Linked DNA regions of Homo sapiens: region 1 is linked to region 2. The links are chromatin contacts, found by Hi-C or POLR2A ChIA-PET in ENCODE. All regions are on one chromosome and are shown on one strand. The core of a region is the stretch at or near the end of the contact, and the rest is flanking DNA. Distances in the headings are between cores, read along the strand shown.

The links. A loop is a pair of places that touch in the nucleus more often than their neighbours do. ChIA-PET counts read pairs that join two places held with the same protein, here RNA polymerase II (POLR2A). Pooled maps may share reads with other maps.
Region 1: a loop to region 2 is called in a pooled map, with 2.2 times the contacts of the local background. The contact joins two enhancer-like sites. A Hi-C loop is called at or near these places in 2 of 50 pooled maps. POLR2A ChIA-PET finds 5 or more read pairs at or near these places in 2 of 52 experiments (OCI-LY7 and activated T-cell).

The regions. Positions count from the first base shown.
Region 1 is chr11:102,561,533-102,565,835 of GRCh38, reverse strand. No RefSeq gene overlaps it. Among named protein-coding and RNA genes, the nearest start is that of MMP7, 33 kb to the right of the region's middle. Within about 2 kb of position 1,560, at least 4 of the 41 ENCODE cell types and tissues checked have a DNase peak (open chromatin) inside an H3K27ac peak, as active enhancers do.
Region 2 is chr11:102,266,009-102,270,127 of GRCh38, reverse strand. LOC105369460 (a long non-coding RNA gene) reads right to left here. Exons shown (of 5, transcript XR_007062863.1): 2 at 892-998. Among named protein-coding and RNA genes, the nearest start is that of BIRC3, 49 kb to the left of the region's middle. RefSeq lists a silencer at 1,270-1,379. Within about 2 kb of position 1,392, at least 17 of the 41 ENCODE cell types and tissues checked have a DNase peak (open chromatin) inside an H3K27ac peak, as active enhancers do.

The sequences.
Region 1 (4,303 bases), core at 311-2,810, 300 kb before region 2:
CCAGTTACTTGGGAGGCTGAGGCAGGAGAATGGTGTGAACCTGCGACGCAGAGCTTGCAGTGAGCCGAGATCGCACCACTGCACTCCAGCCTGGGCGACAGAGCGAGACTCCATCTCGAAAAAAAAATAAAAATTAGCCTGGCGTGGTGGCAGGCACCTGTAATCCCAGCTACTCAGGAGGCTGAGGCAGGAGAATTGCTTGAACACGGGAGGTGGAGGTTGCAGTGAACCAAGACCACCATTGCACTCCAGCCTGCGTGACAAGAGTGAAACTCCATCACAAAAAAATAAAAAATAAAAAAAATAAATTTCTCCCAAAGTTAAGTTGGCCTATGCCCAGGAATGACCAAGGACATCTTGGAGGTCAGAAACAAGATGGAGTCAAGTATGTCAGATTTCTCTTATTGTCATAATTTTGCAAAGGCAGTTTCATCTTGTTTGTACAGATTATTCTCAGTGTCATTTTATCTTCAAAGATAAGGACATTCCTTTCCTCCAGGTATTGGGAGGGCACCCGGCCTCTTTCTTCAGGGAAAGATCAGAAAATCCTTCCTAGGTTTCATGGTCTGCTTCAGGAGAGAAAGACTGGGAGGAAAGTGGAGTGAACTTCCTGCTTTTCAAATGTCTTCAGCTTAAAATATTTAATATGCCAAGGTGCTATATTTTGGAGTAATGTGTCCTGAACCCCATCAGAAGTTTACTTTGTCAGGAAAGCCCACTTGGGCTTTTCAGTGGAACCTTCAAAATTGCTAAACTATAATTTTTTACAAAGTAAAATCATGACTCTCAAACACATGTAAAATGAACCTGTGTCAAATAATTTGTTGATTTAATTAATTAATGAGGAAACAGAATTTGGAGAATGAGGAGAATTTGGAGATGTATACATGCAACTAGGAATGCTAAAATGGTTTTGCTAATAAATGCAAAACTGATTGATATCCCATAGGTCAGTAAACATTTTCAAGTTTTATCTCTATAATGTTTTATAAAACATAATAAAGTTTTATCTCTAAATGCAATATGCCTTTGCATTTCTGTGAACAAGAATCAATTGCGGCCGGGCACGGTGGCTCACACCTGTAATCCCAGCACTTTGGGAGGCCGAGGCGGGCAGATCACAAGATCAGGAGATCAAGACTATCCTGGCTAACACGGTGAAACCCCGTCTCTACTAAAAGTACAAACAAAATAGCCTGGCATGGTGGTGGGCGCCTGTAGTCCCAGCTACTCGGGAGGCTGTGGCAGGAGAATGGCGTGAACCCAGGAGTTGGAGCTTGCAGTGAGCCGAGATCGCGCCACTGCACTCCAGCCTCGGCGACAGAGTGAGACTCCGTCTCAAAAAAAATAATAATAATAATAAAAATAAGAATAAAAAAAAGAATGATTTGCATTACTGTGGACAGGAAAAACCTGCATTGTTATCAGTTTTCTACAACTTAGTTTCTATTTCTAGGGAGCTATAAAATAGCCTAGTCATCAGAGAAAGTCATAGGTGAGTCATCAGAGAAAGTCATAGAATCAGATACTCTCTGGAAGAGACTTACTTTCATGTATGTGTCAGGGCGATGAAAAACCAACACAGGTACCTTGTAAGCATTCCACTAGAGTTAGCCATTATTTGAAAGTAAGCTCTAATATTAGTTCCTAATATGCTGGGACTTGGGGTTTCAATTCTTTAATTTCCTTTTGAAGTAACTTCTACAATTAAAAACTATACATTGAAAGTTAAAATTGAACAGAAGAGAGTCCTCTAAGTCAAAGCACTGCTTTCTCTTCCCATTTTGAAAAACACTATTCTTCATAAAACTGGTTACTGGGTGAACCTACTGAGAGAGGGGACATCTGAGAGAAGGGACACTGCTTGGGTCAGGGCTTTTGAGGACAGGTGATATGGCTCAGAAGTTCATCTGAGCACCTAAAGGCAGTGCTTGGCATCTGGTAGTTGCTGTTCCTTCAGGTCTGGGAAAGTGCGGGTGGGTCCAGAGCCTCCAGGCAAGAACTAGAAGATATTCCTCTGTCTGTATTCACCCTGGAACCACCCTTCAAACCCACACCTGATAGGTAATCGGAGATGAGTACTGAGGCAGTACAATGCCAAAATAATGGGCTAAATAAAAAATTTTCATCAAGTACTTTTGGGTACAACCACAGTTTTATCAAAAACATAAGAAACTCTTGGCATTTGAGGTTTTGACAGTTGAGGTTTCAGCTTTTTGCAAGCACAAGATGTCCAAGGACATGAGTTTGCCATTTTGCTAAAGGGCAAATTTGGTGCACTTGCATCATGAGGATGGTATAGATGGGAGAAGTACATGAGCAGTAAATCCCTCTGGCCCGTGGGCATCCACATTATAGCATGGCTTACCCATATCCCTCACCAGTGTCAAGTTTCTGCTGTATTTTTAACTATCTTTCATATGCTCTACACTCTAGGGAACAGAAAAATACAAATACCATATAATTGGACAGGAGGTTGTTATTTAAAAAAAAAAAAAAGAATGCAAAGAAAGAAAGGGAAAAAAGACAAATTCCTTACCATCAAAGAACATTCATTTTCATTGGGAAGGCAAGATGAAATTAATAAAATGGTCAACACCAGAGATAACATAGCCAAGAGCTGAAGTAGTTCTATAAGAGAATTCCAGAAAAGTCAAGGGGCCCATGAGTGATTTTGGAGGAGTGAGGTTTTGAATTTCATCCTGAAGGAAGTACACAATTTGGGCAGATGGAAAAGGAAGAGTGGGCATTGCATAAATAAAAAGGGGAGTTGGAACAGGAAGATAGTACCAGGAAATGGAACTAGTTTAGAATGTGCATGGTGTAGAACAGGAAAAGGATAGCCTTTGGTGTCAGAATTAAAGTAAATAGAAAGTAAAATTTTTTCATAGGCGACAAGAAGAAAATAGCATTGAATAAATTCTACATTGTGCCAGCTTCTTTCATCTTATTATTTAATATAATCTTTTTTAAAAAATCCTTTATGAAGGAAAGATCAGCATCATACCCACTTTACAGATGAGTACACAAAGGAGACCCAAGGAGTTAGGGGTCGTGACCAGCTAAGATTTATATCCCAGTCCCCAATCCCTGTGACTCTCAACTCTTCTGACAACTCTTAGTGCTTTTTTTTTGAGACGGAGGCTCACTCTGTCTCCCAGGCTGGAGTGCAGTGGCGTGATCTCAGCTCACTGCAACCTCTGTCTCCCAGGCAAGCAATTCTCCTGCTCAGCCTCCTGAGTAGCTGGGACTACAGGTATGTGCCACCATGCCCAGCTAACTTTTTTGTATTTTTAATAGAGACGGGGCTTCACCATGTTGGTCAGGCTTGTCTCGAACTCCTGACTTCAAATGATCTGCCCACCTCGGCCTCCCAAAGTGCTGGGATTACAGGCGTGAGCCACTGCGCCTGGCTCTGCTTTTTCTAATTACACCTCATGGAGATGCCCCCAAAGAAGAGGTAAGTATTTGACTACGTTCTGGATGTTAAACTCCTGAGTGGCAGGAACTTATTGCCCAGCATTTAATTGATGCTAAATACTCATTAGATGGGTGAATCAAATTATAAATCAGCGGAGAATCCATTCTTAGAAGATAAATGGTATAAATACACAATAAAGGGGAAATCATCATAATTTTTAAGGGAATTATGAAGAGTTAGGACTCTTATATTGGGCTTACATTGGAAAGATCCTGAAAATCAAGCTGAAAAACTGGAATTTATTCCATAAAAAAAATGTAGGTTACAAAATGCAGTTTTTCACTGGAGCTATAAGATAAAGGTGGTGTTTAAAATAATATTTTAAATTAATTAGTTCTCCTCAAGGTAACTGAAAGGAACAATTACTTACATACCTTGTGTGAATATAGTGGACTTTCATATCTAGAGGAGGAGGAGGAGGACAAGGGAGAAGAATCACAAGGAGCAGGAAGAGGGGGAAAGGAAGGCAAAAAGAAGAATAAGAAGACAAAGAATAAAGTCAGGAAAGAGAAGATGAGCAGCAGGGGCAGTAACAGTAACAGGAGAAAGAGAAAGAGGAGTGGAAGAAAGTAAGAAGGAGGAGAAGAAACAGCAAGTGACAAACCACATCCTTCTCTTAGGAAAACATTGTAAGTTTATTCAACAGACATAAAATTACTCTGAGAAATTGCTTACAAAAGTTTACAAATGCTTTCAAGTTCTGTAGAAATCTCATTACAGACAGGTAGTAAACAGTTTGCAGGCAGGCCTTGGCCCATGGACCACATTTTCGGTAACCCTGGGCCATAGGACACAGCCATTCAAAATAATGTGCCTTCATTT
Region 2 (4,119 bases), core at 143-2,642:
GAATCATTAAAATAAGAACATAACCAACTCACATATCACCTAACAGGAAATGATGGGAGAGGAACAACCCAACTAACTTGTTTAGGCTTTTAATCCCCCAAACCAGCCTGCGAGCCTGAGCCTGAAGCCTCAGCCCTGCCCAGCTCCACCTGATTAAGTTCTGTCTCCAGAACATCTTTAAGGAGGGGCTGGTCTTAATGCAAGTCTGATAACACTTTTCATTGCCTCCTGGTTTCTTGATCCCAGAAGCTAGGCACGTGGAGGTGAGTGAGAAAGCAAGTTTACAAAGGGGCAGTTGATTAATGTAGGTATAAAAGTTTTCTTTTTCCAACTGAGTAATAAAATTTGGTTTGAAATCAAGCCTGGTTTATAGAGGGGATATTAAAACCCAACTCAATTCCAGTTATAGAGAAAGAACTAACCAATTCTAGTCATTTTCTAGAATTCAGAATTACATGGCCTGACCTAAAAAATTCCAAATACTTTATTTAGACCCTAGGGGAATTCTTTATGTGACCCTCAAATGAAGCTGCTAATAATGAGCTTAGGAGCTAAATTGTGCCTTGCATCGATGTGATCTCTACCCAGAGGAATCTTTCTAAAATCCAAATCACATCATAGTCTCTTGCTTAAGATACTTCCATGTTTCCTCTCTGCTTCAACATAAAAATCTGTAGCCACTAGAATTTATAATTTAGGAATTCTTTCATGATCTGGCCCCATGATCCAGCTTCACCTTTCCAGAGGGTCTGTACTACTTCCAGCTTCTCCCTGTCCTTGCTCTCATCCTACCTCTCTAACTAGCTGCAACGTGCTCTTCCTCCACAGCCCCCTCTACCTGTCCAACACCCAGCAATTCCACCCTCACAGCACTTCCCACTGCCCGTTTACCTGTTGGTCTTTTCCACTAGACAATAAGCTTCTTGAGGGTTATTTTGCCATTAAATCCCCAGTGACTGGAAACAAGTAGACCCTCGGTAGCTATTTGCTGAATCAGACTGAATTTGGAAAGAAAAAGGAAAGAAACGAGCACTAATGAATAAGTGTCAGTGCTTGGCACATAAACAATATAGATACGTCATTCTTTTAATCCTCAAACAGCTGTGAAATTTAACGATAATCAACCCCATTTTGTGAATAAGGAAATTGAATCTCGAGAGTCCAGTCACTTGAGCAAGGTGTATAGAGGAGGTAGGACAAAATTGTCGCTAAGTCGGGCAACGCCCTCTGCAGCAGCCGAGCGGCGCTGCCTCCTGATTGCCGGGGATGACTGGGGCTGCCGGAGCTCTCTGGGCAGAGATCCAAGCTCCGGGCCCAAGTACAGGCAGGTGTTCGTGCAGAGGCCCCACCCACCCTGGCTGGAGCCCCGCCCCACCCGCATGCCCCGCCTACTCAGCGCTGCCCCGGTGGAGAAAGCAGCGCGGCCGCAGGGCGTGCAGGATTGACAGGGCATGCCCTGGCATTCCGGAAATGCCGTGGAAAACAGCGAAACTTCAGCTCCAGGTGGCCTAGAGGCGTGGCAAACGAGAATGTGGGGGAGGTGTTCACTGCAGAAGGGTGGTCCCAAATCTGGGACCCACCGTTCCCTCCAGCCCCGCAGAAGTCAGTCAGGCCGTGGTGCTGGAAGCTTCTCAGACTTGCCTGTCATTAAAGTCCGAGGGTGGTTATAAACTCCAACTGTCACGGCAAGTTGTGTTTTTGGAGACTCTTCCAACTCCGCCAGGCTGTAAACAATGACTTTGCCTTAGAAGTTGCAGTTGAATAGGAAGAGCTTGGAAGAGCGCTTTGAGTTGAATTGCCAAGTCGGAGCTTTTGAAGCTTCTCCGAAGTTTGCTCGAATTGCAGCCCGAACTACATCTTTTCCACAAGGGCTGGACATATTTCAGGAATCTAGTATTTCCTTGGGGAATGTTTTCCTCCCCCTGCGCTGGAAGCTGCTCTCCATGTTTTCCCCCCCTTTCATTCCCATGGGTTGAAACTGACCCGCCCTGTGTGGAGGAAGTCCTCTGTAGGACTCTGGAGATCCGACCAGGACATCCACCTGGGCATTTTGGACCCCAACGCCTTGCTTCTGTATCTGATCTGCATTTGCCTTTCTGGACACCCTCTTCTGTGCTCCAAGACACCCTATACTTTTCTACCTTGACAGGGAACTTGACATTTTTAAACTTACCTATTTATTTGTCCGTCTCCCCTATTAGATTATGAATTCCTTAGGTCAGAGACATTCTTTCCTTATGTCAGTACCTGACACATTGAACCGTGGTTGTGGAGAGAATAAGTTCCCTCAGCCGTTATGAAGGGAAACCTCCCCAGCTTGTAAACTGTCTCCTTGACTTATGGAGGACTGTTCCAGAATGAGTCAGAGGGGAAGATCCACCCAGATAAGTCGGAGGCATTGGAAACAAGCCGGTAAAACTTTCTTCATTTGATCTTTTATACATTGGAGCTACTCACACAGATAGATTTTTGAAGCAAATAACTGCATTTTGCATCTACCATCCCTTTTCCCCCCACATTTAACCCACACTATGTAGATAAAATTTACTTGGGGAATTCTTGAACAGTTAAATTGTTTATATTCAATTAAGAGATTTTTATCTTTATTAATCCCCTCCTCCTCCACATATTTTCAGGCAAAATAATTATTGAGTAGTATAGGGACTTTGGGATCGTTATAATAATCAAAGAGGCCTGAGTATTCATTCAAAAAATGAAAATGAGATTTTTCATTTTTTGAAGGAAGGAATTCGTGCTTAACTCTGATGTTCATTTAGTTACTGATGATTTTTAAATTTTAACTTGTATATTCAAGTGAGTATTGTCTTTTCTTGTTATATGTTTATTTAACAATGCCATCATTTCTCAAAGCATTTTATTTTACTTACTTTAAGCCATAAGAAAAGCAAGGTGGGCATTGCTTGAGCCCAGGAGTTTGAGACCAGCCTGGGCAACAAAGTGAGATCCCCCGTCTCTCTCTCTCTCTCTTTTTTTTCTTAAATAAGAAGTTAAAAAAGGAAAAAAAAAAAAAAGAAACAAAAGCAAAGCATACTTGTGGTAGGACGCAGTGGCTCACACCCGTAATCCCAGCATTTTGGGAGGGCAAGGTGGAAGGATCCCTTGAGCCCAGGAGTTCGAGACCAGTCTGGGCAACACAGGGAGCCCCTATCTGTTTTTTTTTTTTTTTGAGACAGAGTCTTGCTCTGTCGCTCAGGCTGGAGTACAGTGGCGCGATCTCGGCTTACTGTAAGCTCTGCCTTCCGGGTTGACGCCATTCTCCTGCCTCAGCCTCCCCAGTAGCTGGGACTACAGGCGTCCGCCACCACGCCCGGCTAACTTTTTGTATTTTTTACTAGAGATGGGGTTTCACCGTGTTAGCCAGGATGGTCTCGATCTCCTGACCTCGTGATCCGCCCGCCTCGGCCTCCCAAAGTGCTGGGATTACAGGCATAAGCTACTGCACCCGGCAGAGCCCCTATCTCTAAAAAATAAAATAAAATAAGATATATGTTTTTTGAAGCAGACCTGTATCTTTATAGTAATACCTCATATACCCCAGAATTCTGAAGATAAGACCATCAGGCCAAGTACAGACTTAGGGCCACGCTCCCCCTCCATGTTTTTTAGAGCCCCACAACCCCTTCATGTTTTTTAAATTCACAATTAGTGTTCTTTCAACATGAATAGACTAAAATATCTCAGTTTTCTGAAACAAAAAGGAACATGATTTATTGACCTTATTTAACCAAAGGAAACATATGGTGTCATTTAACACTAACTCTAGATTTGGATCAAATTTTTAGAATGAGCAATGCCTCTGATTTAACTAAGCATCTCCTGCAGGAAAGGAGTCATGCAAAGCTTCATCTGCTCAACTGAGAACAGAACAGGCCAAAGTTTAACTTTATATTCCCTGGGATTCTTCAGGCTATTAAAATATTTGGCTAAATGATTGAATACGCTTTACAAAAGTCACAATATTTTCATATACAACATTTGGAAATGAGCTAATTGCTTTTCATGTGCTTCTCAAATGACAGACAGTACAGCCCCCTCAGAGATTCCCATAGCAATGGCCTATAGACTTTGCAAAATCATAGACTAACAGGGATGCAGTTT